Regions from separate parts of the Homo sapiens genome. Here region 1 is linked to region 2. A link is a loop called in an ENCODE intact Hi-C map of the cell type or tissue named here. Cell type or tissue: ovary. All regions are shown on one strand. Links, peaks and the distances in the headings refer to the core of each region. The heading gives the core; the rest is flanking DNA.

Region 1 (15,671 bases), core at 4,933-12,932, 97 kb before region 2:
AAACAGATGAGAGCTAGCCTATATTTTAGAAGAGAAGGAAGACTTTGTCTTTAACCCTTTCTGGATCTAACAATCTATACATGGTTAGTAAATTGCTGTTAATTTTTATTCTAAATTATTCCATTCATAGTTACAAGTGTATTTTACTTTTTCATGTTTGCTCCTCATAGGAAACAAACTAGGTTGATCTCTATAAAATCCCAAGGCACATTTAAATACTGTACTTTGTGTTCTTTCTTCTAACAATTCCTGAACATCCCAATGTCTAATCCTTGAGTTACTTTTGTCCTGCTCTCTGCAGGTAGTTTGTTGTCTCTCCTGCAGTGGGAACTAAAATCTAGCAACTGTGTTTTATGAGGCATCTGGGAACTGAGTATGATGATATTATATTTAAGTGTAATCCCATAGATAAGCAGGCCATAAGAGTTAGATTCAAAAGAACACCAAATTTAATAATTATAATAAAATTGCAATAATGTATTTATTTATAATTCCTTTCTTTCAGGCAGTTAAAAAGGCATCACCAGCCTAATCACATTAGCTCTTCAATCAAGTAAGGTAATCAAAGAGAACCTGCCCCTACTGTATGTACAATCTTATACATAAAATGCAATATCCTTAAATGCCACCAAAGATCATTCTTTTCTTTGGAGACCCTAATATGGAACCTACAAGGTATAACCTTAAAATATTTTTTGCTGATTGGTAATGATTCTTTAACTATTCGTGCTGGTAATGGCTATTTAAACTTGATACTGAGTGATTTTTTAATGGAAGTTTGCAAAGGAGTGGGCAATTTGATCTCTGTATTATAAAAGACACAAAACATAGTGGCTTTAGAACAAGTATGGTTGGCTATGTTACTGTCTTAAAACAGTTCTACTTTCCCCCAAGATAAAATGGAAATACGCAATTGGTAAATTAAGAATGAGATTCCCTCTGTTTGTGAGGTTCTGAATGTTTCAAAGCTGGAGATTATGTCCAAAGAAAATGGACATGGATGGAAATTTATTTATTTATTTTTTTATTTACTTATTTATTATTTATTTATTGAGACAAAGTCTCGCTCTGTCTCCAGGCTGGAGTGCAGTGGTGCAATCTTGACTCACTGCAACCTCTGCCTTCTGGGTTCAAGTGATTCTCCTGCCTCCGCCTCCCGAATAGCTGGGACTACAGGCACGTGCCACCATGCCCAGCTAATTTTTTTGTATTTTTAGTAGAGACGCAGTTTCACCATGTTGGCCAGGATAGTCTCAATCCTGGCCTTGATCTCGATCCTCAGGCTCCCAAAGTGCTGGGATTACAGGCATGAGGAAATTTTTATAATGATGATCTCAACCTGATAGTGAGCCATGTTCCTTGTTTCTTCCCAACATGCAGGTACCACTCATTGGGTGGCTGCTCATCCTATGTATGTAAGGGGACAGAAGCCAGTTTCTGAGACCAGGATGACAAACCCAACTCTGTAAAATGACCATGAGAACACTCTATCTGACTTTTCTACATTAGCAAAGCACCCCCACAGAGACTGTTGCCCTTACCTCTATACAGGTTTGCAAAGTAAACCTTCATAGCTTCTTGGTAGAGGACAGCACTCCCATCCTACCATCAGCACGTCCACTTGTACAGCTCAGCTACACTAGGGCAAAATTGTTCCTGTGAAGTGGGGTCATTCTTTTCCTACCACTGAACATTCCAAATGCTGCTCTCAAAGCCTAAGATCCTCTGAGTTTCCCATAGCAGGAAGCTCATGTCCCCCATCAACCAATACAACCATAAAGATCCTGGACATTGGTGAGAAAATGAAGAGGGAAGAATATTAAAATAAAATCTTCTCATTTTGATGGTGAAGATGTCAGCATTATTTATAGCTCGGTGGTATGACTCTTTGAGATGTATATATCGCTAATTTTAGCTAACTAGACAAGGGCAAGTACATACAGTCCTTCATCAGTCCTAATGGAAGTATCCCTTCATGGATATTCCCTGGTTTATAGAGTTCTTATGGAACCCTTAACTTAAATTTCCTTCCACACTCTGGCAAAAATACAGCATGAAATCAAAACTCTGGTATTCACTCATCAGGAGTCTGAAGGATGACCTGTAAGGCACCCACTAGTTACACAAATGAGCTGAAGCAAAACACAATTTAACAATGTGCAAAGTCAACTTACTTGTTCATTTTTAGTAAGCCTGGTTTTGTTGTGAATGTCTGATGTGACCAAATTAAATCCGTGCTTCTCCGACAAGATTCTCAGAAGCAAGACCACAGTACGGCTCCCACACTTGCCTACCCTGTTGTACACCACCTGGCTTGGGAAAGGTAGTACCTGGGAAAAAAACCAAGAGAACAAACATGAAACGTCTGTATGGAAATACTTAGGATTCTTCCCTCAATTTCAGAACAATAACTGTTTCATATAATAAATCTGAGTGAAAAAGGCCTATAATCAGATTAATAAAAAGGATGTATATCAGTTCATCAGAAGTGATAAACTATATTTATCTTCATGATATAACAAGAGAAATGTTGGTCTTCTTAACTCTCTGCACTGATGAAATTTCAGGCAGTCTCTAAGATTGATTATCAAACTTGTTTTGTTTCTTTTTAAAAACAAAATACATAAATATGTTCCTTAATGACAATATTTTTTGCTATTATGCTTTATCAGAACAACTTAATTTACAGAGTGATCAAGAAGTGGAGTGGAATTCCAGAACTCTTAAAATGCAATAATAGAAAGACAATTTGTAAATGGATGATGGATTTGAATAGATATTTCTCCAAAGAAAATATACAAATGGCCAACAAGCACATGAAAAAATGCTCAACATCATTAGTCACAGGGAAATGCAAATCAAAATCGCAATGAGATACCACTTCACAGCCATGAGGATGGGTATAATAAACAACCAAGAAGACAGTAACAGGTCAGGAGTGGAGTGGAATTGCTGGATCATATGGTAACCGTAGGTTTAATTTTTTGAAGGACTGCTAAACCATTTTCAATACAGCTATACTATTTTATATTCCTACCAACAACATATGAGGGTTCCAATTTCTGCACATCCTTGCCAACACTTGTTATTGATATATATGTATTTTTTTATTTTTTTAGACAGGGTCTCACTCTTCTGCCCAGGCTGGAGTGCAGTGGCATGATCCTGGGCTCACCAACCTCCGTCTCCCGGGCTCATGCGATCCTCCCACCTTAGCTTCCCGAGTAGCTGGGACTACAGGCACACACCACGACTGGCTAATTTTTGTAATTTTTTTTTTTTTTGGTAGAGACAGGGTTTCACCATGTTGCCCAAGCTGGTCTCAAACTCCTGAGCTCAAGCAATCTGCTGGCCTCGGCCTCCCAAAGTGCTGGGATTACAGGCATGAGCCACCATGCCTGACCTGTTACTGTCTTTTTGGTTGTTTATTATACCCATCCTCGTTGCTGTGAAGTGGTATCTCGTTGTGATTTCGATTTGCATTTCCCTGTGACTAATGATGTTGAGCATTTTTTCATGTGCTTATTGGCCATTTGTATATTTTCTTTGGAGAAATGTCTATTCAAATCCATCATCCATTTACAAATTGTCTTTTTATTATTGCATTTTAAGAGTTCCATATATATATTCTGGATTTGCAAATACATAATCTACAAATATTTTCTCCCATCCTGTAAGTTGTCTTTTCATTTTCTTTATGGTGTCCTTTGAAGCACAGAAGTTTTTCATTTTGACTGAGTCCAATTTATCTAAATTTTCTCTGGTTGTTTTGGTTTTGGTGTCATATCTAAGAAACTATTGCCTAATCTAAGATCGTAAAGATATACATTTATGTTTCCTCCTGAGAGTTTTATAGCTTTATTTCTAACATTTAGGTATTTGATCCATTTTAAGTTACTTTTGTGTGTGGTGTGAGTTAGTTGTCTAACTTCATTCTTCTGCATGCAAATATCCAATTGTCACAGCACCATTTGTTGAAAAGACTCCTCTTTCTATTCTTTCCCCACTTAGCTGTTTAGTACCCTTGTCAAAAATTCACTAACCATAAGTGTATTTGGGGTCATTATTATTTCTGGATTCTCAATTCTATTCCCTTAATCTATATGTTTATACTCATGTCAGTACCACACAGTCTTATTATAGCTTTGTTCTAAGTTTTTAAATTGGGAAGGGAAGGGTAAGTCCCTCCAACTTTGTTCTTCCTTTTCAAGATTGTTTTTGGCTACTCTGTGTCCTTTGCATTTCCATGTGAACTTTAGGGTCAGCTTGCTAATATCTGCCCAAAAAAGTAGTTGAGATTATGATAAGGACTGCATTGAATCTGTAGATAAATTTGATTACGACAGCCACCTTAACAATATTGTCTTCCAATCCATGAACATGGATGTCTTCCTATTTATTTAGTTCTCCTTTAATTCGTTTCTTTGATGTTTTGTTGTTTTCATTGCTCATGCCTTATACTGCTGTTGTTGAATTTATTCTTTTTGATGTCATTATAAATAGAATTCTTCTCTTAGTTTCATTTTGGACTGATTGGTAAAAATACGATTGATTTTTCTATATTGATCTTATATTCCACAATCTTGCTGAACTCATTTATTAATTCCAATAGTTTTTTTGTGTGGATTCTTTAGGATTTTCTATAATAAGATCATGCTATGTGCAAACAGAGAAGTTTTACTTCTTCCTTTCCAATATGAATGTCTTTCCTTTCTTTTTCCTTTCTAATTGCCTAGTGGACAATGATTTTTATATACTATTATCTACTTCTTATCTTGATATACTACTGTTTATCTATTTTGATATAATATTATATACTATTTATACTATTATCTACTTTATTATATATTTTTCATAGCTATTATGAAAAGCATCTATGATTAATCATTTTTATCTGCAATAAAGATATTTCTCCATTTTGAATGCTCAGCATTGATCAACAACTGACAATAATCAAAGGATTCCTTCATTCAGCACATACTCATAACAGAAGGTCATTTTAAAAAGCTCAAAACTAAATAATAAAGCACAGTAGAAAATCATAAATACACTGCAAACATAAATATATTATGGTAGGTCATTTGAATTTTTGCCTTTGCAATTATAGGTTAATTTAATTTTCCTGAAATATTTGTATGCAGGGTAGCATTTAATAAATTTGAAGCTTAAAGGCTAGTTGTCACTGGAATAAAATATAATATCTATATCATTCACTTAACAACCAGTCACATGCCATTTTGGTGCAATTTTTCCATTATGTATTTTTTTCTTATGAGTAATACCTTGTTTCTTGAGGGCCAGTCTACTATGTGTCCTCACAGTGCCTAGAATGTGCTTTGTACATAAAGAGCCTAAACAGACACTGAATGAGCCCTAACTGCTCTGAGGAATTTAATGTGCTGCTTAACACTAATTAACACAACAATTTCACTAAAATGTGAAACCAAGAGAATCTTCAAATACAGCTGCTTTATCTGACCAAATGCTATTTGAAGTCATCAGAGAAAATAAAAAGATGGTCATTTTAATAGGTCATTGTTACTTATGGTTTAATCAGTGAGTACTTCAAAAGCCTGTTCATTGGCAACAATTACAGAAGTCCAGATATTCAGAAAAATAAATTACATTCTTGGCTACAAGGTTATGATCAGGAAGGTTGAATTAGGTTTCATGTTTAGTTTAATGGTACAAATAGCATTTATAAGTTGGAGTTTCCATTACAACCAGGCTGGGGTATGAAATTATGGCTACGACAGAGCTGCCAACATAAACTCAGAGTTTAATTCCTCCATAGAAACAAACTGTCCAACAATTGGGATAGGTGCATTTTTTCCCGTCTCATAGCACATTACGGAATAGCAAGGAAGAATGTGTTACATCTGAATTAATGACCTAGAAGATGGGAGTTACCACATAGGTAAGTACTTTATTACAAGAGTACAGGTGCCTCTTGGACAGTTTAAGTGAATAACTGAGGCACTTACCTAGAAAACTTAGGTGAAATCACTTAATTTCTCCTGAATTGTTTGGGTAATCAGCACAGTAGCAGGCTTAGTATCTATCTGATTCTTTTTACTAATAACCAAAGATGTTATTTACCTTTAGGCTATTGGGTAATTCATTTTTTAAAAGATGTTAATTCTAATTGTTTTATTAGTTTGTGGCAAGCTTCCAACTAATAGTTTGAAAGTTTGTTATTTAAAAAGAACGCGTCTATAAGAACAAAACATCCTGTGTCATTTCTGCAGCTGGGTCTACGATAATAACTTGAGATAAAGGAGGGCTTAACATCCTCACAGTGACGGTACTTCTATCATTTCTCTAAATACCAATACACACCTACATGATATGAACATAAAAGCAGGAAATGTGTTTTCACTAAAATTTCTGGAATCAGCCTTGTGAGTTTTAAAGACACCTAATGCACTACCACAAACGTAAGTAAACCTGTCTGAAATTTAGGGTGGGGTTTTTAATCATTTTCTAAAAGAACCTATGTAATGCATTGAAACTTGCCGAATTAAGCAGCTAAATCAATGTGTAGATGTTGGATACAGTGTTAACAAGAAGCAGATTCCTCCTGTTCCTGGTAGAACTATAGATTTGTTTCTGATGGCCAGGCATGGTGGCTCATACCTGTAATCCCACCACTTTGGGAGGCTGAGGTGGGTGGATCACCTGAGGTCAGGAGTTCGAGACCAGCCTGGCCAACACGGTGAAACACTGTCTCTACTAAAAATACAAAATTAGCTAGGAGTGGTGGCAGGTGCCTGTAGTCCCAGCTACTCAGGAGGCTGAGGCAGGAGAATCGCTTGAAGCCGAGAGGCAGAGATTGCAGTGAGCTGAGATCGCGCCATTGCACTTCAGCCTGGGTGACAGAGTGATACTTAGTCTCAAAAAAATAAAAATAAATAAACAAAAAGAAAATAAGATAGATTTGTTTCTGAAGGTCTGCTTTAAAAATGTTCATCACCTTTTATTTGAAATGCACTTTCTGGAAAGATGGCAAAAAAAAAAAAAAAAAAAAAAAAAAAAGGACTGATTTTTAAGGAGGGAGGGACTGACCCTGTCCTAGGTTCTGTGACATGTAAACCCTTTTCATCCTTGTTTAACAATACAGAATGAAACAGCATAACTGTCTTTTACTCTGGCTGTGCATTTCTCTAAGAGTGTAAATTATCAAATGGCTTAAGTATCATTAGTAGCATCCAAGTAACTCCCTCTGTGTGCCCCCCATACTCCCCGTGGATCACAGATTCCTAACATAATGGAGTTTGAGGTCCAGAAGCAATTTAGAATAATTCATCCATTCAACACCCCCTAGCCACAACTATCACCCTCTATCACCCCCATCTCCAGCCCAATCTGTGTTTGATTTGGATGAAATTTTCCTTTACACTATGTAGATATTACAACTATTTTTACATGAGTAAACTGAAGCCCAGAAATATCATTTGGCATCTTCAAGGTCACAAAGCTAGAGTGACACATAACCACGAAAGCCCAGCTCTCGGCTCTCCTGACTCCTAAGATGACACTTCTTTAATATACAAATCAAATAGTGAAGAGAATTTTTAGTTTGACTTCTGTGACAGAGATCCTCTTTCCTTTTTTATGTCTTGCATGTATCCAACCTCATTGAATACACTGTTTTTCAACAGTCGGCGATCACAACCAGTATCATCAGCCATTACTCAGCCATGACTCAAGTCCCCAGAAGGCTTAAGTGGAACTGACAGGAGCAGATTAGCCTCTCTCTCCTTCCTAAGGACTCTTTCTAGAAAGCTAATGGAAGCCCAGAGTGTCAACGCAGCTAATTGGAGAAGAAGGTGGCAGGATGTATACTTTTCCCTTCCCTCCTTCCCCTGATATATCACAGGCGGTCAAAGTAGACAGCTGCCTCAAATATTGTCAACTGCTTCCACTGGGAAAGGAAAAAACCAAGAAGCAGTAAGTTATAGTAAAATGTATACAAAATCCTAAGTATATTTGGAATGTCTATCAGGACAAGCAAATGCCCTCAAATGATAAACTCAATCACTGTGAAAAGACTTTTAAAGACCTCTTAGGATCAATCTCGAAATCTTCATTATCCTTAACAGATACTTGCAATTGTCAGGCCGAGAACTCTATCCTCTACTTTAATGTTCCTATTATCATTTGCACAGAGAGTTTGAATGCTCACTCTTTCTTTAGGTGCCCTATAGAGAAGTACACATGAAACTCCTCAAGCACCCTCTCCCTCCCCCAAGTGATTCTTCATTCTTGGCAACTGCGGTTATATGAATGTTATGTCTGTGATTTCTATTTTATGGCCAATTTGTAAAAGTGAAGGGGCCTCCAAAATCTTTCATTCTATGAATTATATATTTTTATGCTGCCTGCCTTGTAAGTTCTGCAAATGCCACAAATCCCCAGAGCCTGACAGGCCTGTGTGGAGCGTGCCAGATAAACAGAAATCTTTCCAAGATCCTGAGCACGACAGGAACCACCACCAGATGACATCCACAAGTTCAATAGCTTAGCCCTGGTTTGAAATGGGGAGAAGAGAAGGAAGGCTTTCTAGGTAAAAAGTAAATGTGGTCTGGACCAAGACTTTCATAGTCTATGAGACCCAGAGTCTATAGAGCTCTTCTGGGGATTGGTAATGTTGGAAGAATTAACATCAGTGCTGCTTTTAATTCTCTGCAAAATGATACTTAATATAGTACAAGCTGTGGTTCGCAAATAACTGTATATTCAAATTCCTCACAGAACTTTTAAAAATGCAGATTTCTGGGCCACACTCTAAGACGAACTGAATCACAGTCTAGGATGAGAGTCAGGAGTCTCTCTCTAAAAAGCTCACCAGGGCCCTCTGCCAACTCCATCAGCTTTGAGGAAGTGCTGTCACAGAGGACTCCCAGCTTTCTGTATTAAGTGGCTGAGTGGGTCCTTGAAGCCTTCTGAGGGATTAAGGCTGGGGAGAAGGTTGCCTGCGTGATCCTGGAGAGGAGTTGGGGCGAAGGGCACTGTTGTGTCTTCCTGGGGTCTCATTGTGTGTTGATGAGCTCCACTCACATTTACCAGTCATAATTAACCTCATAAGTATGCTCACACTCTCCCAGGCTAGTTAGAGAACAGGTGTGCTGGTTAACTGAATGTGTAGGTTAACTGAAATTTATACTGAATGTTGTTAAAGCATTAGACCCTTAGCATGAATATTATACTGACTGTGAAATGACTTTGCTTGACGAATAAAACTGCAGTTCATGATTTTTCAGCAACTCCATTTCATGGTTAATCAAACTAACACTTGAAAGAGTCACAGCCAGGGCTGTGCAAGGCCTGAATTCAGGGACAATTCTGTTCCTCACTGTCCATAGGACTGTGAGCAGTTTAAATCCACTCAGCAAATCCTCATGTTAAAGTTCCTAGGACACTGTGGTGCTAGAAGCCAGTCACTTCACACCCTTGAGCCCCAGTTTCCTCACTTATAAAAAGGGGAAAGTTAGGTTATAACCCAATAAATGATATTTTCTTCTGAAGCTATTAAATTAATTTCAGTCCATATTGCTACCAAGATATAATCTGGAAAACGCCTTAAAAGTTAAAACTAGATTTTACCGTGTTTCCTTGTTTGTGGAATATATTCATTAAAGAAACAGAAAAAACAAAGTTCCAGTAATTTGTGCTGATGACATGGGTTCCAACTCCATAGGCGTTCCCAGTTTTATTTTGGACACCTTGGCTGTCCTATTCTTGTTTGGGCTTGTCCCATAATAAATCTACCTTTATCTTCCTTTTATCTTTCTCTTCCTTTCCACAGTTTTAATCATTTCAAGCTTCCCATTTTGAGATCATCGCCAAAGCCTCCCAGAACTCGGCAGTGATTCTCACTGGCCTTTGCCCATCAAACCATCTGAGCCACACACATCTGTTTTCTAATTACCATCATCTCTTCTGCTCCCAGTCTCCTTTCCTCCATTCTAGGGGAGGAAATACACAGAACCGATCTCAGAATTCTATTTCCCCTCATTGCAATCCTCCTGAACAGAAGGCTCTTTCCATCCACAACTCTCAAATGACATCCTGCGTGCTTCTCATTATTCAAGCCCATCTTCTCCAAGAGCTATGCCAAATCTGAACCTTTGGCTTTCTTCTCTTCCCCTGTTCCCACTTGAAACAATTCCATGTGTAATGCTACCTACAGAAAAATAAATATAGCCATAGATCATTTACAAGTCCATCTGGGTCTATCTGTTATGTGCATAGTGGATAATTAATAAAAATAATCTATCTGTTATGTATATAGTGGATAATTAATAAAGAGTATAGACTAGACTATTGGGATGAAAATACGATTATAGTAAGTGCTGTAGAACCAATGCTGTCATATTTATTATTATAAAGGATGCTCTTTCAGTTATCTCTTAAAACTATAAGAAAATCTACCAATTTTTTCTTAACATTCATAATATTTTGAAACCCCTGATTTGCTACGTTACAGAAGAAAAAGTATGTTGAAGTCGAAGGTTCCCTGGACTGAAAGTTATGAAACTCTGGCATTCCCCTTGGCTTTATCACTCTAAGTAGTTGAGTGACATGAGCAAATGATCCTGAACAACTTCTCTAAGTCAAAGTTTCCTCAAAGTATAGAATGAGGGCACTGAACCTAATGATTCCCAAGGCTCCTCCCTGTCCATGTGCCATATGTTAACCGAGGGCTACACAATACTTAGGGATGACCACAGGGTTATCTGAGTGGCATCCTGCACTTCTAAATATTAATTCCATTCTGTATACCTAATGTCCTGTTATCTCCATAACGCACATCATCACTATGCTATTCCCAGAACACAATAGCCTGCATGCTGTACCAGAATTTTCATACAAAGAAGCAATTTTCACAAGGAGCCATAAGTCATTTTCTAGATGTAATGATTAAGCTACCATAGTTGGATCCTTGAAGAGTGCTTCAGGAAAAAAATACAAGACTTCCAGTTTGAGCAGGAACTCAAATTTCAGGTGACACTGGTGAATGCTATCAATGCCATAGACCAAAAGATGAATATTTTCAAATTTCAAATTAACAAATATGAAAAAAATATACATATGAGGAACAAAGAGATTCACTTTTAATGCCACAGTACCCTTTAAGCTTCTGTGGTCAGTACACAAATAATAGGCAAAAAGCAGCCATAAACTGGGTATCTCATTACCACAGAATGTTACAGTTTCCTTTTTTTTGAGACGAGGTCTTGCTCTGTTGCCCAGGCTGGAGTGCAGGAGCACAATCTTGGTTCATTGCTACCTCTGCTTCTCAGCCTCCAGTGATTCTCATTCCTCAGCCTCCTGAACAGCTAGGATTACAGGCACACAGCATCATGCCTGGCTAATTTTTGTATTTTTATTACAGACAGGATTTCACCCTGTTGGCCAGGCTGGTCTCGAACTCCTGGCCTCAAGTGATTCACCTGCCTCGGCTTCTGAAAGCGCTGGGATTACAGGCATGAGGCACCGCGCTCGGCCAAAAATGTTACAGTTTCTAAAATTCAAACTGCAGTTGGGTCCATAGGAATCCATGGAATACTTGTATGTTTGACAGAAAGAGAAATGAAATCCACATGCCACACACATGAAATGTAAGCACAATGGGAGAGTGCAAGTTTGCGAGGCTAAACCTTCCTGAAGGCATATTTCCAAGTGGGACTTGTCTTCCTTTTGCATACACAAGGTAGCCCTACTGCACTTGTGCTTGGCGGCTTCTGTCCACTCTTCTAAGAGGCCTTTCAACTTCTCTATGGCTTTTATGATCAAAATTAAGTGGAGAAACCCACGTGGATGTGGAAGTCCTGTTTAACCTCATCTTCCCGTGAACATCTGTTATGCATGTGGATGTACCCTGTATGTTTTTGTTGTGCTCAAAAACATTATGAGTAATATTGTTGCAGTCACATCAGACTTGTAGCCATTTCTAACACTTTCTTACATGCTATGTATTCAGTCGTCCAAAAGTCCTTATTAGACAAACTCTGAGGATGAAAGTAGGAGGGTTCTCAAATTAGTTCTAGTTTGCAGTTGTTCCATTTTTAGTATTAATCAATTCGATTGGCTTTTTACATTAACTTTTGGACCAGAGTACGGAATTACAAAAATGCGTTTGGATAGATAATCTCTCCACTAGACCCACACACTTAATTTGACTCTCCATTCAGATCTGTAATACATTTTTGTTTAATCACACAAATCTCCAAATAAAACATGCATAGACACTTTTGTTTATACAGACTTCTAAGGTTTAAGAGTCTGCTCTAAAGCTAAGTTTCATTTCTCTATATTTATCCTATTTTGTTTTAGTTAACAATTTATACTCTGAGTCCAACCTCAAAACTCATTTGCTATTATACAAATAGAGGAGAAGTATTGATTATTGATTGGAGGTTTCATAATTTATAGCAGATATTGTTGGCATGGGCCAACCACTCGATTTAGAATGATCTTCTCTGGATGTTAGTGGGGAAAGAGTCCATTATTCTCATTACAACCCTCAGAAGAAGAGACTGCCCTCACTGAAAATAGTATAAAGGCTGGGGAAACAGCCACACTTGGCTGCCAAGACTCCTCTCTCATCAAAGCACTGTGCAAAGATTTTAAGACCAAAAGCTTGGATATACTGTTCACTGTGAATCACATCATTATTTTCCATTTGAAATGTCTGAATCAAATGTTAGTTTCTTGAGTGTGAATTGTACTGAGAAACTTATTCTTAGATTCAAATGATCATTGTTTAAATCTCTTAGCTGAGTTTTAGGCTTATATAACATAACCCATAATTTAAAATAGTGTGGCAGATTGGTACGATAATGGCCCCTGACCAGTCACACCTCTTCCTATCCCTGCACCGTGTAACTTCCTTCCACACGGCCCTCTAGACTGGCCACATGACTTGCTTTGGCCATTAAGACATTAGTAAGTGCAATACAAACAGATGCTTGAAAACAGCCTGCATGTGGGGGCTTCACCTCTCTTTCCCCTAGGAGGTTTTCCACCATCGTATGAACTTAGGCTAGCTTCCAGGAAGATAAAAGGTGGCACAGAATATTGAAAATTCTGTGACTAAATTCAGCAAGTAATTATTGAGCATTTACTGCGTGCTAGTCATTTGGTTAGGCATAAGAAATTGGTTGACTGCTGTAATTATTTGATTGCCTGTCTCACTAGATTTTAAACTCCATGACTGCAGGGGCCACATCTGCTTTTTCTGACTATTGTATCTTCAGTGTTCAGCTCAATGCCTGGCACATAGTAGGCACTCAATAAATAATTGTTGAATAAGTGAATACATCAAAGGTTACAACAAGTCTCTTGCCCTGTAAGAACTCACAATCTAACAAGGGAATTGAACGCTGACACTGCTTGCGCTGATACCATGTGGTAAGCGCCCCACTAGAGATATGCATACAGTGGTATGAGAACGGAAGGGGTGATCAACTTGGCCTTGAGAACTCAGGGAAGGGGTCACAGAGAACACGGCATTTGAACGGAGTCTTGGTATCTCTAGAAATTGTATGGCTTCAAAGGGATAGCCATTTTCCCTTTGCAAAGTACACCTACCCAATTCTTATTGATTTGCATTAATAAGAAACTTTCTAGCCTCCCTCCCATGTTTGATTTGGCTATGTGGAATTGGCTTCTTGGCATTTTTCACATCGTGTGTGTGTCTGTGTGTTGCACGTATGATATGCAAGGAAAACACACCATACAAAATTCATCAACTCTCTGGCCTAGTGTTTCCCCTCATACATACTGAGCATAGCAACACAGCAGGACAACTGAGTTGCAGCTCAAGAACAAATGGGTTAAACATGGCTAAAGAACTTCTCTGCTTTATGTTACATCTCCATGTATCAATACGAGGATGCTTGTATCTGCAGGTAACCAAAAACCCAACGAAACTCAAACAATAAAGAGAATACATTCTCTCGTAAATAAATAGGAAAATATATTCTCTTACAAAAGTCCTTAGGTATGGAGGTTTTAGGCCTCATTCCATACTTTTGTTCCATCTCGCTCTTCCATCCTGGAAATGCCAGCATTGTCCTCAGACTAGCTTTTCTTATGTTTCATGATGGCTGCTGCAGTTCCAGCCATCCCATGCAGAATTACAAAGTCTGGGGCAAGAAGAGACTATCTTTCCTGGGTGCTTCCTTTAAGATCTGAAAATCCTACCTAGAAGGCCCTGAGAAAATTTCTCATGTTCCATTGGTTTGGTCTAAACTTCCAGTGTACATCTCAACTAGCCATGAGCAAAGGAAATAAGACAACCATGCTAGGCTTAGATTAATCAGGACTCACTCATGAGCTAGGGTGGAACTGCCTTCCTCTTAGGGTAAAACTTGAACAAGTCAGATTTCTGCTAAAGAGGGGGAGGCTGTGGGAGAATGGATATGGAGTAAGTAACCAGTAGGGTCTGCTGTACCCCACCACTCAAAGGCCCTGTTGTTCTTGATTCTTCAAACACCTGTTCATGAAAATCTCCATTCCTCATCTACAGAAAAGGGAGTAAGAGCAGCAAACACCAAGGACATTCTCAACATGTGCGAAGGATCCATGGCTGTGTCCTATCCATATCCCCACAGCTGCTCCCTGCCCTAGGCATAGATTTGCTGATAGCTGGAGAAGAGGAGAGATGAAATACATTCCTTTCTACATAAAATGACATTGCTTCCCACACTGAAATGAGATAGAGAATTAGCAACAAGGTGAACTTGAGCTGGGAGATTAACTCCACACAAGAATCCAGAAATCATAAGGTATTTTTAGCTAGAGATGGCAATAAGACATTTAAATTGCTCTCAGATGAAATTATGTCTTAACTGCCTACATGTTGGGGGCTTTTCACAAGTATACCTTTTTCATAATTGAATTAATTTTGAACAAATGTGGCATGGAATCTAGACGCAATCCACCAGCATAGATCTGATCATGGAATGCTCTTTTCCACAGTATCTATTGGCTGGTTTTTGCTTTCATCTGTTACCTGGTCCTGGGTAAACAGATTTTTCAGAAATCTCCACCAGGATGGATGGGGGAACCCATTTCCTATAGGGAACTGTTATTACATTCAGGCTATCAAACAGTGCTAAATAAAATAAATCATTATTCAAAAAATATTTTTATAAATTGATACAGATATTTTCCATCTCTTGGGATTTTGTGATCTGATAGAAAGAGGAAAAGAGAAAGACAGTTTATAGAGCAACAATTGTCTCTATAGCTAGACTCACTGGATGGATATAAAACTTCTGACTTCCCCTATAATGGTCAAGAAGTTGGACCTGACTAAGCAATAAGAAAATCCTCATCAGGAGAGTTTAGTTAAAGAAACAAATGAAGGAAACAGAAGTTTAAAATGAGGGCAAGAGCCCCAGGTTTTAAGAGTCTATTGCTGATCTCAGACTGTAGTTGCCCTAGGGCAATAGAGTGAAAAAAAAAAAAAATCTTAGTGATGGGTTGAGCACTTGCTTGGGTCAGAGTCTGGGTAAGGCCACTGTCCAACCTATGTCATTGTAGTGCAGGAGCTCATCCTCCACCAGTGACACAAATACCTCCCCTCCAGGCCTTCACTGGGGACTGTACCCTTGGATGGAGAGCTGCTTATGTCTATCAAAGGGCTGGCTGAAAGATGT
Region 2 (15,671 bases), core at 5,012-13,011:
AGATAACTAAAACATCATCCTAAAAGATAGCAGGTCAGAGGTCGACAAGCTAAGACATTATGGCTTCCACTGATATCCAAGTGAACTGTTCATGTCAGATGGACATATTGCTGAAGCATGGCCTCCCAGCACACAGTGGGACTCACCAGCCTGCCTCACTCAGGAGAGCCCATGCCTGGCTGGTCACTCACTTCCTTCTGGAGATCACCAATCTGCCACTTCACCTTTGAAAGGCTGCTACCCTCTGAAGGCAACTATCCAAAGTCTTTTCAGTGTAAAACTACCTGCATGCCCCATGGCACATGGTTAGGTTTCCAGATTGTCACTGCTGAAAGGGACTTTGACAACTGTTTCTACAATTCTCAAATTATAGTTTCATGTGCATCATATTTATTGCACCACACACTGAGCTAAGCATGGTGGATGCAGAAATGAATGGTACATGTTTCCTGACCTTGACAGGCTCAAAGTCAAATGGGAAAGAGGACTATTTTATTTATTTATTTATTTTTATTTTTTATTATTATTATTATACTTTAAGTTTTAGGGTACATGTGCACAATGTGCAGGTTAGTTACATATGTATACATGTGCCATGCTGGTGTGCTGCACCCATTAACTCGTCATTTAGCATTAGGTATATCTCCTAATGCTATCCTTCCCCCCTCCCCCCAACCCACAACAGTCCCCAGAGTGTGATGTTCCGCTTCCTACGTCCATGTGTTCTCATTGTTCAATTCCCACCTATGAGTGAGAACATGCAGTGTTTGGTTTTTTGTCCTTGCGATAGTTTACTGAGAATGATGATTTCCAATTTCATCCATGTCCCTACAAAGGACAGGAACTCATCATTTTTTATGGCTGCATAGTATTCCATGGTGTATATGTGCCACATTTTCTTAATCCAGTCTATCATTGTTGGACATTTGGGTTGGTTCCAAGTCTTTGCTATTGTGAATAGTGCCGCAATAAACATACGTGTGCATGTGTCTTTATAGCAGCATGATTTGTAGTCCTTTGGGTATATACCCAGTAATGGGATGGCTGGGTCAAATGGTATTTCTAGTTCTAGATCCCTGAGGAATCGCCACACTGACTTCCACAAGGGTTGAACTAGTTTACAGTCCCACCAACAGTGTAAAAGTGTTCCTATTTCTCCACATCCTCTCCAGCACCTGTTGTTTCCTAACTTTTTAATGATTGCCATTCTAACTGGTGTGAGATGGTATCTCATTGTGGTTTTGATTTGCATTTCTCTGATGGCCAGTGATGATGAGCATTTTTTCATGTGTTTTTTGGCTGCATAAATGAAAGAGGACTATTTTAAAGTAGCATAAAACTTTTTAAATATTGGGAAAGATATGAATTAGAACACTCACACATTGTTAGTGGGAGTGTAGAGTCATACAGACACTTTGGAAAATTGGCAGCTGCTTATAAAGTTAAACATGTTTCTACTCTATGACCCAGGGATTACACAGTTAAGTATTTACCCAACAGAAATGAAAGCATATGTCCTCAAAAAGATTTTTGTACATTCTTGTACATAGATGAAGAATATTCACAGTGGCCTTATTCACAATAGCCCCAAACTGGAAACCATCCAAATGCCCAACAATAGGACAATGAATAAATAAACCGTGATATATTCATGAAATGGAATACTGCTTGGCAATAAAAATCAATGAACCACTGATGTAGTGGATATCTTTACATATCACAACACGGATGAACCTCAAAAATATTATTTTGAGTAAAAGACATGAAAGAGAAAAAAGAATACATACTCTAGAGTTCAATTTCTATGAAGTTCAAGAACAAGCAGCCCTGTGAGGCTGCAAAGAAACAGAAACGCATATACACTGTTGGTGGGAATGTAAATTAGTTCAGTTAGTTTCAAACTGTGGAACAAGTTTGGAGATTTCTCAAAGAACTTAAAACAGAACAACCACTCGACCCAGCTAAACACATTACTGGGTACATACCCGAAGGAATACAGATCATTATACCAAAAAAGACACATGCACTCTTATGTTAATCACCATGCTATTCACAATAGCAAAGACATGGAATCAACCTAGGTGCCCATCAGTGGAGGATTGGATCGAGACTATGTGGTACACATACACCATGGAATACTATGCAGCCATTAAAAAAAACAACAACAATGAAACCATGTTCTTTGCAGCAAAGCTGGAGACCATAATGCCAAGTGAATTAGCACAGGAACAGAAAACCAAATGCCACATGTTCTCACCTGTAAGTGGGAGGTAACCATTAAGCACATATGGATATAAACACGAGAACAATACACACTGCAACCTACTACAGGGGCAGGAAATGACAGGAGCGTGGGTTGCAAAACTACTCACTGGGTACTATGCTCACTACTTGGGTCCAATATACCCATGTAACAATCCTACACATGTACCCCTGTATCTAAAATAAAAGCAGGAAAAAATAAAATAAAATTCAACTGAGAGAAACAATAAAATAAAATAAGAAATAAATTAATTGATTTAAATAAAGAACAGGCAGCCCTAATCCTGAGTGGCTGGAGCAGACAGGGAAGGGGCAATGAGGTAACTTTCTGATCAGTGGACATGTTCTACATCTTGACTGGATCAACGGTTAAGCAGATGTGTGTATTATCAAAACTCATCAAACTGTACATGTAAGATATGTGCACATTACTGCAAATTTTATCTTAATAAGAAAAGAATATATTGAAAACAGGCGAGAACTGGGTTCCTACTGCATCTTTGAAATTCACTAACTGTAAGACCTGGGGCAAGTAACTTATTCTCTTTAAGCCCCACTTTCCTCGCTTGTAACATAGGACAACAGCCTTACCTCCCAGGGCTGTTTTGAGGATTAAAGAGACAAAATGTGTAGAGTATTTAGTTTAATGTCTAGCACATTGCACAATAAATAAAAGTTATTTTCATTCTTGCTTTTAAAAAAGTGACATGGAAGTACATAAACAGTGCTAAGTCATACAGAGATGAGGAAACAATTCTGCCTCAGTGACAAAGTGGGTCAGAGAAAGCTACCTAAAGGAGACGATGGTATAAATTAGTCCTTGAAATAGTATTTTACCAGGTGAACGAAAGGGTGGAGAGGATCCATCCCTGAACCTTTTTAACCAAAGTTACTCTGAGCCTTCTAAATTAAGCAGCTTTCACGGGGCTCAACGTATCTGAAATGAATTAATTCAGCAAGTATTCATTAAGTATGTGCTCTATGCAGAACATTATGCTAAGTGCTGTAAATGGGAGAAAAAAAACAAAACACAAAAACCATAAATACCTGGATTATACTGGAAGTGTGGTTAACTTCAGCTAAATGGAAAACCTAGGCAAATTACAAATGTATTTGAACTTGCTAGGCCCATTTGCATTGGAGCATGGCTAGTGAGGTGTTTTAGGGAGATGATGTAGTTTTAGGTAGACAGAGCTGGGTCTGGAATCTGGAATCAGCCACTTTCCAGTGGCTTCTGCAAATTACTTCACCTCTTAGAGCCTCAATTTTCTTACCTGCAAAATGCCGAAGAGAGTTACCTTCATGATTAAATGAGACAACTTGTGTATTTTCTACCAGACAGAACCGAAGTAAATAACTGACACTTCAAAACATTAGCTCACTTTTGGGAAAGGCTACAGAAAAATCCAAAGACTTGAGTGAGAATAGTGCCCCTTAAGCTCAAACTGCAATCATATTGATTGGATCACTGCCGTTTAAAAAATTAGTCCTTTTAAAAATATATTTTTTCAGGGTTTAAAGAGATCTATATTTTAAAATCACAAAACAATTCCACAGTAAGGACCAATATCTTCTGAGTTGGCCAAAAGTCCCCTAGCAGAACATAAGTGACATTGGCCTGGGCCAGTGGCCTTTGCTGTCTAATGTAATAGGAAATGGAGCCATTCAGAAGGGGATGTGGACTTTAGGGGCACCTGTCTCACTTACCATCTGCTTCCCATTCCCCCTGTGATCAGTCAAAACATTTTCAAAATATTTTACCCAAATAAGACACTTGATAGACGTTGCTTTCCTGAAATTTTAATCTGGGAAATGATGTTTGTTTAGCTACAGGAATCTTCAGGTGCCTAGACCACATTCAAATTTAGGGTTGCAAAATTTCATTTCTGGCAATAATTACATAGGCGTGTTCTTTATTTTATTTAATATCTATTTCCGGTGTTTTATTTAGCTCCCAGAACCACACAGAGTATGTCATCACCGCGACAGAGTGGTTTGTAAACCCACTAAGTACTACTCACTAGGATTGCCACAGACTAGGCCTGTTATAAGAAACCTCTTAAAATATACAGACGAGGGCCACGCTGTATTTGCCTTCTCCAAGGGTAGGAATTAAGGCTAAGTGCAAGCATATGCCTGCCGAGGAAATGGTCTGACACTTTTTAAACATATCAAATGCTCCAGCAAAATAAAGCAGTACATGGTTTAAATAATATTCCCACTTTGCTGGGATAACCACAGAGGGAGGGATGTGCAGACGAGAAAACTCCCCACCACCTTCCTTCGGGCTCTGTACTCCCTAGCTCCCTTCTACAGGCTGGACCTCATTTTCCTCAACAAAGTCAGCCGGCGGCCTCCACACTGTAGTGATCATGGCCTGACCTCCTTCACGCACTTCTGACTTGAAACACAAGCAGCTAAAACCAGTTTTTGCAATCTCTCTCAAATAGCTAGATCTTGTAAATAAAATAATGATTGGTGTAAGACAGTTACATATAACAGATGTGTGCATATGACCATCTGACTCTCCCTCAAAACACAGATGAGAAAGGATGGGTTGGAAAGCCCCTTCTTGTCTACACAACAAATTAACTGAGGCCTACCTTGGTTTTTCCTGGAAAGTAATTAAGACAAATTTTCCTTATTTCACTGACACTTTCTATACCGTAATGGCAGACTTTAGAGATCCTAAGAATGACAGCAAAAACACTATGTGCTGCTCTGGGAGGCCCTTTTGATTTTTGTTGTTGTTGTTCTTGGGACAGAGTCTCACTCTGTCACCCAGGCTCAAGTGCATTGGTAAGATCTCGGCTCACTGCAATCTCTGCCTCCTGGGTTCAAGTGATTCTCCTGCCTCAGCCTCCTGAGGAGCTGGGATTACAGGCACGTGCCACCACGTCCAGCTAATTTTTGTATTTCTAGGAGAGATGGGGTTTCTCCATGTTGGCCAGGCTGGTCTCGAACTCCCTTACCGCAGGTGATCTGCCCACCTTGGCCTCCCAAAGTGCTGGAATTATGGGTCTGGGCCATTGCACCCAGCCCCCTTTGGCTTTTAATTGACACATGATTAATGTACTGCTATTATAGTATTTTAAGGGTAGTGAAAAGTTAAGTGTTCATTCTTATTCTTCAGAGACTTATTTGTTCTAGGTAGACCAAAGAAAATAATTCAGAAAACTGCTTACACAAAGAAATATGACACAGCTCTTTTGCATCTTCCCTGGAAAAAGCAGCAACAATTTGCTATTTATTCAAACACATGACAGAAAAAAAAAACAAAAACAAAACAGACCCCCTTGGGCAAATTATAAAGCACAGCTAGGGAGAAAATGAAAAGTGCTTTGAAATTTTTAAATAGTAATTATCAAATAGTAATTAAACCAAAGTAGAACAGGAAACAAACCAATCTATCAACTTAGGGGATTTTCTGTCTCCTTAGTTACATGGAATAGCACTTCCCACAGATGAAACTTGAGGCAGGGTATAATTCTGGCATTAAAATAATCAATAATTCATTTTCTCCTTAAGTATTAAATTAATCATAAGAGAAGGAAATTATGTAAATACATGCAGGTATGGAAATTTGTTTAATGAATATAAATTAATTACTGATGCCATAAGAAATTTTCTATCATCATTTTTATGTATTCACTTAATAAAAGGAGATCTTTCTGCTTTTTAAAAACATTCTTCACAAGCTATAAGAAATACGTTTTATTCTATTTCAAATCTTACTAGTCTTTTTTTTTAATCTATCAAAATATCAATAAGAGTCATTGTAATTTTACAATTTTGTTTTTGTTGGGTTTTTTTTTTTTTCATTTCAAAATGTTCTTGGTCATTGGGAAGAATGCAAAGCAGAGATGGTCACGCACAAAGAAAAGTTTTCATTAATAAATACCAGAGGCTACAGCATGGTAAGGACACACACCAAGCTGTGCGACCACCACCCACCAGGGTGACCACTGAAGGGGAAGACGCAGTGAACGCAGTGGAAGACTGAGCACCCGGGTGTCCAGCTGCTGGGGCTCCACAGGTGAAGGACTCAGTAGGTGAGGGGCAGTCCCAAAATGCCAAAGAGCATTAGTTGACCTTAAGCAACACAGGTTCAAACTGGGCGGGCCCACTTATATGCAGATTTTTTTCAAAATACAGTCAGCCTTCCATATCCAAAGGTTCCATCTGCAACCAGACACGGATTGAAAATACAATATTCTTGGGGTGTGAAACTTGTGGATGCGGAGGGCTGACTTTTCGTATCCACAGGTCCCTCAGAGTCCACTGTGGGACTTAAGTTTGCTTGGATTCTGGTATCTGCAGGTGGGCCTGGAACCAATCCCCTGCAGATACCGAGACCCAACTGTACTGGCTTCCTTCTGATGCTAACCACTAGGATATGACGAATAGCTAAAGAATTCAGCTTTCAGAGCACCTATTGGCATTCTTGCACATACAAAAGAGGTGCATTCTAGCAAATGTAGCCTGAAAACTGAACGTGTAAATCAAACCCCATTTTCCCATGGACATTCCTTTTGAAACAGGGTTTGGATTCACATGGGGCTGAGGGTCTGGGAGAAACCTGGCTCCAGTGGTTCCAGCATGAGCACCAGAAGCAGCATCTCTAGCAGTGCAGCCCCAGATGCAAAGTCCAAGTTTCCATCCCAGGATCCTAGAGGTTGCCTGATCTCTGGGAACATACCTTCCTTTGGGTTCCTTCTGCAACTATTCCTTTTGTTCCTCTTGCCCTCTCAATATCATTGTACCAAACCTCTTGTATTAGATACCCTCTGTTTGCAATAGCCAACGAGTTTCTGTTTCCTGACTGGAGTCCGACTCAGACAACATTCCCTTCAATACCTAGCAAAGTGAGTTTTGCCCAAAATAGGGAAGTAGGGAGGTAGTGTGGTACTATGAAAAAAGCTCTAAATTTGGAATTAGAACTAAGTTGAAACCTCCACCTTACCATTTACTGGCCAAATGACCTTTGGCAAGTTACCCCTTTTTACCTTCTCTGTACAATGGAAGCAATACTAGCCACATACCAGGGAAATTGGCTGAAAGCTTCTAGTTCTAGTTCTCAGCCTTAACTGTACCATAGCATCATCTGGGAAACTTCTTCAAAAATACCACATTTGGGATCCTCCAAATGTTGGAGGAGAAGCTGATATCAGAGAAGCTGATAATCCATTTTTGGTGGGATCCAAGCATTGGTAGTTGCAAAATCTTCCCAAGTGACTCTGCCTCACAGTGTGATTTGAAAACCATAGGTGTAGCAGCATCAACGTCACCTCTTAGAAAGGCAGACTCTCGGGACTCACCTCAGCCCTATGAAATCATGTCAAAAGATGAAATTACAACAGATTTATTTTACAGATTGAATAAGCTTTCATTTTTGATTCTAGAATCAGGCAAAACCTCATTCTATATAAAACAAAATAGGTGTTCCAAGGAGCTGAGCAGAGAGGTTGGCTTTAGAGACAGAAAAGGGTGAAAGAAAGCAGAGACAGAAAACAAAAAAGTGAACTGGTGGTTTCAAAGTTACTTTCCTCAGAGGGTTAAAGGAGAGGGGCCTTCCTGATTATGCTGACTCAGGTTGATTGGAACCTCCTCTTGTTTAGGAAAACTGGCCTGTTTCAAAGTTCAGTTTGTATACACGGCACTTAGCACTAAGTGACTCCATTCTGGTTTGATCTATTCTGCTGCGGCCGAGTGCAAGAGGCTAATCCAAAACAATGGCCTCCCATAAACTTTGTTTAACTGAATCCACATTTTGCCAGATTCCAGGTGATTACTCTGCACATTAAAGTTTGAGGAGTGCTTGGTCTAAAATATAGTAGGTACTCAATGAACAACAGTTGAATCCGAATATTAGCCGGTTAAATAGATAATGAAATTGAATATTGGGCAGCTGCATATGGGGGCATATACCTATTCAGAACAATTCAGGGGACCTGCTGGGGGCCCCTTTATTTTGGAGCCTCGCGCTGCAGTCACACTATCCTGGATGCCTATGCCCTCACATGCAGTTCAGCAGCTTCTAACTGGTCTCCCGCCTCTACTCTTCTTCCTCTGTGATTCTTCACTCTCCACACAGCAAAGTGATCATTAAAAAAAAAAATTCTGTAGAGACAGGGGTGACAGGGATCTTATTATGTTGCCCAGGCTGGTCTCGAATTCTTGGTCTCAAGTGATCTTCTCACCTTGGGGTCCCAAAGTGCTGTGATTACAGGCTTGAGCCACCATGCCTGGCCCAAAGTGATCATTTTAAAGGAGAAGGAGAGCCTTGACACTGACAGTGACGTCTATGGACCAGCAGCAACAGCAACAGCAACAGCAACAGCATCCCAGGAAGATGTTAGAAATGCAGAATTTCAGGCCCTGCCAGGCTTCCTGAATCATGGTCTTCAGCTGAAGTCCCTAGGTGATTGGAATACACCTGTTTGGATACTCTAAAGGCTTTCTGTTATCTTAGGAGGAAACCTCACATTCCTAGCTGATCTGGACCCACTTCCTCTCTGACCTCGTGTCCTGGCACTGTCCCCACACTCACCATCACCTGCACACGCTGGCCTTCCTTCTGCTCCTTGAGTCCACCCTGCCCTTTCCAACCTGGGGCCTTAGAACTAGCTGCTCCCTCTCACCCCGCCCTCAGGCCTTCATGTGGCTGGCTCCTTCGCCCATACGGCCCCTCCTGAGAGTGGCCTGACCTGGTCACCTATTTAATGAGTCACCTTCCTTCACTCTATCCCTAGTTGCTCTCTATCATATGATACTGATTTAATCTCCTCAAGGCATTTATGAACATCTGAAAAGATCTTATTCATATGTTTACTTATTACCTTCCCCCTCCAAGAATGTAAGTTCCATAAGAAGAGGGAACTTGGCCAGGCACGGTGGCTCATGCCAGCCAAGGTGGGCACATTGCTTGAGCTCAGGAGTTCAAGACCAGCCTGAGCAACATGGCGAAACCCCGTCTCTACAAAAAATACAAAATTTAGCTGGGCATGGTGGCACATGCCTATAGTCCCAGCTACTTGGGGGACTGAGGTGGGAGGATTGCTTGAGCCCAGGGAGGTGGAGGTTGAGGCTGCAGCAAGTTGTATTTGCACCACTGCACTCCAGCCTGGGTGATAAAGTGAGACCCTGTCTCAAAAAAAGGAGAGAAAAAAAAAAAAAGAGGGACCTTGTATCTCTTGTTCTCTGCTGTACCTTAGAACCCAGAAAAGTGCTTTGTACTTGGTAGGCATTTAATAAATATTTGTTGAATACATATCCTCATATTTTTCCACTGCAATTCCCAATGCAACAATGAGTTCAATGCTAATTGTTAGAAAGAGTCTTTCCTTCCCACCCCTTGGGATTCCAAGTGAAGGAACTTCAGCTACAGGATATTCCTGGCCTGACATCTCTCCCATCTCCTTTTAGTAACCTGTCTGATAGATGAACTTTTGGAGAAAGCAAGAAAACATTTCTGGTTTTTAGAACAAACCTATCTCCTTGATTCTGATACTCTTTGCTACTAGGTTCTCTGCATGGAGTAGGCTTTGTCCCAGGAAGGGGTGAGGATATGGATTGAGGGGGATAAGTTCAATTTGGAGAAGAGTTAGGGAGTCTTTGGGATGCAAATCAAAAGCCATTTTTTTTGACATGAATTACCTGTCTTCAATGGTCCAAAATTGCTCCAAAATTCAGGAGATAACTAAAGGGGTATTATGTATTAAGCCACCTAAAATGCTAACACACATCACAGTATATATATCAGGTGTACTGATAATACCTATCAGTATACATGGGATCATTTGAGAACTATAAGTCTTCCTCAAATATCCACGGAATGATCTAGAATTCTGTTCTATGCCCTCATGAGTTATCAGCTGAGGAAAATGATCCTGATTCTTGTGGTTTTCCATTACCACTTCTAAAGAGAATTACTCATATTTTCTTGTAGTCCAGTCCCCCAAATGTAAGTGTCTTCAAAGCTTGGCTCTGTTGAGCATCTGTTTCACCTGAAAATGTCCTGCTTTCTCACCCACCTTGGGGGAAATACCTTGGCTCCCCAGGAGGTCACCTGTGTACTCCTGGACCATCCAACCCCGCCCCTGTCTGGATACTTGGTGGACCCAATGTCCATCTTTTTGCAGGGCCTCTGTGTTTCCAGTGGCATCTTAAAATAGTAACAAGTCTTAAAGAGTGGCACATTTACCCTAGGAACAATTAGAAAATGTTCATCAAGTTCAAAAATCTCTAATTTCCTTCAGAGCTAGATGTAACTTAGAGTTCTAATCCAATCCCTGTACCAAGAATCCAATGCTCAGAGAAGTTCAGTGATTGGCCCAAGGCGACTCAGCGAAAAGGTTCGTGCCTGAACGCTGGAATCAGTTCAAGATGGACCATCTCAATCATGAATTTCAATAAAGGAATTAGGTAGTTGTGTCAAACACTGCCAGATGCCAAGTAGGTCCTATGAAATTTGTGTTTGTTTGGGTTTTTGTGAGATGGAGTTAACACACGCAAATGTGAGCCAGACATAAGAAAAAATGATGAAACGCTGCCAAGTCATTACAGTACCAATAACAACTATAGCTAAGAAAAGTAACTGATGACTCAGAATAAATAATTTCCATACACATTAAATTAGCATTGGCTTTTGGCGAGAACATCTTTGAGCACACGTAGCTGCAGGGCTTAACTGAGAGTGCTGTCAAGCAGATGCTCCCCCAACCCTCCCGTGTGGGTTTGGGCTGCTTTTCCTCCTCTTCCGCAAAACACGATGAACTCTGATTGTTCAAATTAAACAAAAAATGAAACTCCCCAAAATTCTGCCTTCAGTCACCACCACCCAGACCTGTAAATCAGCACTGCTCATTTCAGTAAGTTATTGGCCAGACAACAAAAAAGGTGGTTTCCTTGAGTCCTCACTGAACATAACTGTGTGCCATCATTAGAGGAAAACACATACCCATCTTTAAATTAACCAAAGTTTCTAACATCCCTTTTTAAAAAACAGCCATAAATTTGAAAAGGAAAAATATTTTCCAAGGAAAGCTGATTGCTCGGAACTTCCTACCCCACACACTTCCGTATTTGTACACAAACCTCAATACTTAGGATTCAGAAATGAATCAACCAGGCCTCATCTTGGAAAACACTAAAGCCCCCCACAAGTCATGGAGACTGGCCAGTATTCCCGGAGTGCCAGGGATGCCTGGCTTGGTACAATCATAGTGCCCATTTTGCAACATGACAAATGACAGATTGGAGACTCAGAAAATGATGGCATTTGAGCTCTTCGAGACAAAACCACTTGAAGGATAAGTCATTAAACCTTAACAAGCCAAGACAAGAGGTGACCAGGGACTAATATTCAATACCAGGGGACCAGGGACACGTTTGATTAAGACACAGACTCTCTGAGAAAGCTTACTAGGCTACTGCCTTTCTCCCAACTGGAAAATAGACTGTTGACCACCTTCTATGTCAGTCATCCATCAGTATTCAAGGGGTACCAGTTCCAGGAACCCCACAGACACCAAAATCTAAGGATGCTCAAGTCCCTGATATTATATGGCATAGTATTTGCATATAACATACATACATCCTCCAGTATACCTTAAATAATCTCTAGATTACTTATAGTACTAAATACAATGTAAATGCTATGTATTAATAGTTATACTGTAATTTTTTAATTGTATTATTTTTATTGTTATATTATTATTTTTTATTGTGTTTTTCTGAATATTTTTGATCATTGGTTGACTGAATCCACAGACACAGAACCTGAGGATCCAGAGGGCTTAGTATATTGCATAGGGATCATAACATGTTTTATATTCCTATTTAATTCAATAAAAAGTTTTCAAGTTTCTTGGGATAAAATTTAGAGTTGGTAGCAACATATTGCCTTAAAGATTGACTATTTATTTGTATACTTTGGGCACTCCATATTAATAGGTCATGCTAAATGGCTGTTTTCTATTAGCAAACTGTGGAAGAAATTTATCTTTAAAAGTGTGGATGCCATGATAGCAGGGTCTGTATTTTTCAAATTTAAAAATCCCCCCACATAGCATAGTGCCTAGCTCATTGTATGCCCTCAGTAACTGTTTTTTGTTTGTTTGCTTTCTTGTTTTTTGAAACAGGATCTCTCTCTATTGCCCAGGCTGGAGTGCAGTGGCGCAATCTCGGTTCACCTCTTTCTCACAGGCTCAAGCAATCCTCCCACCTCGGCCTCCTGAGTAGCTGGGACTACAGGCGTGCACCACCATGCCTGGCTACTTTTTCTATTTTTTGTATGGACAGGGTTTCGTCATATTGCTCAGGCTGGTCTTGAACTCCCGAGCTCAGGCAATCTGCCCACCTTGGCCTCCCAAAGTGCTGGGATTACAAGCATGAGCAACTGTGCCCAGCCTCAGTAACTGTTTAATAAACCAAGGACTAAATGAATGAGTGGCTTCCTTATTGGAAATAATGCTGCTTTGGTAAAGAGAATGCTTCCTCAGAAATGATTTACTTTCACCTAGAAAAATCTAATGGTTACCTACTGGTATCTAAGGGTTTTCCTGTAAGATGTAACTAAATGGTAATAAATTGTTTTATTTTTAAAATGTGGTCAAGGAATTAAGATTATTTTGACATTGGATGTTATTTATCTTTGTTTAAATGTATTCACGGTTAAAATGGAATGAACCTTATAACTTTATGTGACTTTTTCTCCTGGGTATATTAGTGCTATTCTTTTGAAGTCTTTAAAATCTGTTAAACAAAGTAAAACCATGGAGACAATAAATGGAAAAAATTACATATCTAAGACAGACTCTTACCCATATTGTTTCAATAACAGCATCAATTTATGAACAAAAAACAAGACGGTGAAAAGGTCAACACAGCAACTACCTCTGTCAAAATCAACCATTTCACAGAATGCTCATATTGATAAGAAAAACACTTCATTCTTAAACTGTCACGGTTTACGCCAGCCCTTAAGACTGTGCTTAGATCTTGAGAAATGTTTTTCCCTTTAACCTTTTTGATGAAATGGGTGGTTTTAAAGGCATGTTTTTCAAAAATAATATTGAGATTCATGCATGTTGAATTTTAATCACTCTGCTTCTCTGAGCTGGAGATCTAGACAGTGAACAACTCTGTGAAGTTTATAGGTGGGCAGTTGGAAAGGTGACACTATTTCCAGCAAAACTAGAACATCTATAACCTGCTTGTCCTCCACCTAAATTTCCCTGACCACAAGGTATCCTTTTCATCTTGAACATATACTTTTTCTCCCTGGAACTTTCTGGTTCTCCTCATTTAAAGCCAAGGCTAAGTTTTCTTTCTATAGGTTCCACAGTTGGGGTTCGTTTTTTGGTTTTTGTTTTTTCAGATAGGGTCTCTCTCTTTCACCCAGGCTGGAGTGCAGTCGCACGATCTCAGGTCACTGCAAGCTCTGCCTCCGGGGCTCAAGCGATCCTCCCAACTCATTCTCCCAAGTAGCTGGGATCACAGGTACATGCCACCATGCCTGGCTAATTTTTGTATATTTTGGAGAGACAGATTTCGCCGTGTTGCCCAGGCTGGTCTCCAACTCCCGAACTCGAGCAATCCGTCCGCCCTGGCCTCACAAAGTGCTGAGATTACAGGCATGAGCCACTGCGCCTGGTCAGGTTCCACAATTTTAAAAAACATGCTTATACTATTTTTCTATCATTGCAGATAACTGTTTCATTATACCCTATGATACTGTCTTCATAGTCCTAAATGAAGCAGTGGTGAGAAGGTCATGAATGATCTGGTGCTTTTTCTCAGGAGGACAGGGGGTCAAGAATGATTCCATCAAATGGTGTTGGATAAGGGAGCTCCTATACTTTCTTTTCTTGTTATTAACGATTTGAGATGAAGGCTTTTTCTCATGCTTTTCTATGGGCTATTTGTTCTGACAGTTATGACAAAGAAAAGATAGAAATACAATACTGTCTTGGCATTGCTTGTTAATTTTAAGAAGCAAGTTGAAAAACAAATCAAAGAATATAATACTTCAGGAGTTTTGAGTCCTTACCTAAATATCAACTAAAACTCATCTGACCGAGCTCCAAATAGAAACTGACTACACTGCACCACTGGGTATCCCAACTCTAATAAGGTATTGTATCCTAAGGCTCATGCCACTGGATTTGCATTTTCTAATTCACTTTCCAATGCAAGATTACTTGGACTTCTGATGAAAATGCTCCTCCAAACAACTAAATCACCATCAGGTTTATAACCAACTCAATGTGTGATAGTCCTGACACCATCACCCCAACCTAACGCGGCACATGGTTATTTCACTCTATGGGATGCTGATCAGTTTTTGGTCTGTCTCAGCTACATCTTTAAATTACACTTGTGCTGTACTCAGATCCTAAGGGCTTCATACTAAGACATGTAAATTATATCCATAAGCAAGATGTTCAGTTGATAGTTTTTTCAAGGATTAAAAAAAATTAATATGCACACCAAAACTTGGCATCCCATTTTGGATGATTTCAATAAAGATCTCACAATATCCTCAGATACATCTCAGAGTCAGGAAGAACACATTTACGGTGTTTGGTTTAAAGTCAATTAATATTCTTTTGGGAGGCCGAGGCAGGTGGATCACCTGAGGTCAGGAATTCAAGACCAGCCTGGCCAACATGGCGAAACCCTGTCTCTACTAAAAATACAAAAATTAACTGGGCGTGGTGGTGCATGCGTGCAATCCCAGCTACTTAGGAGGTTGAGGCAGAATCGCTTGAATCCAGGCGGTGGAGGCTGCAATGAACTGAGACTGCGCCACTGCACTCCAGCCTGGGCAATAGAGAGAGATTGTCTCAAATAAATAAATAAGTAAAGTCAATTAATATTCTACCAAATGTATTTACAAGTATTAGACCCATTGTTTATCATCAGGTTGGGTAATTGAGTTTAACTGCAGTGAGTCAAAACTGAATTGGAATCCACCACTTACTAGCCCTATATATGACTTCGGGAAAGTATTTAAGCAATCTGGGTCTCAGTTCCACCCCACCTACTTTCTTTTTTTTATTTTTTTTAAGAGATAGGGCTGTACTCTGTGCAGGCTGGAATGCAGTGGCACAATCATAGCTCTCTGCAGCCTTAAACTCCTTGGCTCAAACAATCTTCTTGCCTCAGCCTGCCGAGTAGCTGGGACCACATGCATGAGCCACCGCACTCAGCTAGTTTTCCTTATTTTTAAAATAGGGGATAACAATTGTTCTCATCTCTGAGGGTTACTGTTAGGATTATATGACTTCTTATTTGTCGGGCACTTAGCACAGTGTCTTGCTTCCGATAAGCACTATATAAATGTCTGCTAAGTGAAAATAGAAAATACAATGCCTGGCACTCAGAAGGGATTCTATAAGTGATAA

What was found. Peaks named below come from ENCODE experiments on the same cell type or tissue, not always from the same donor. Only the 100,000 strongest peaks of a DNase experiment are listed, where the experiment ranks them.
Region 1: it touches region 2 in a loop (4-fold over the local background); 3 of 110 quality-filtered maps call a loop at or near these places.

The regions. Positions count from the first base shown.
Region 1 is chr6:148,927,938-148,943,608 of GRCh38, reverse strand. It overlaps UST (uronyl 2-sulfotransferase), which reads right to left. Exons shown (of 8, transcript NM_005715.3): 3 at 2,175-2,330. Among named protein-coding and RNA genes, the nearest start is that of UST-AS1, 29 kb to the left of the region's middle. In ovary, for the core only: no CTCF peak of the experiment used is centred there; a DNase peak (open chromatin) is centred at 8,868.
Region 2 is chr6:148,831,455-148,847,125 of GRCh38, reverse strand. The region is part of intron 1 of UST (uronyl 2-sulfotransferase); the gene reads right to left. Among named protein-coding and RNA genes, the nearest start is that of UST, 92 kb to the right of the region's middle. In ovary, for the core only: no CTCF peak of the experiment used is centred there; no DNase peak of the experiment used is centred there.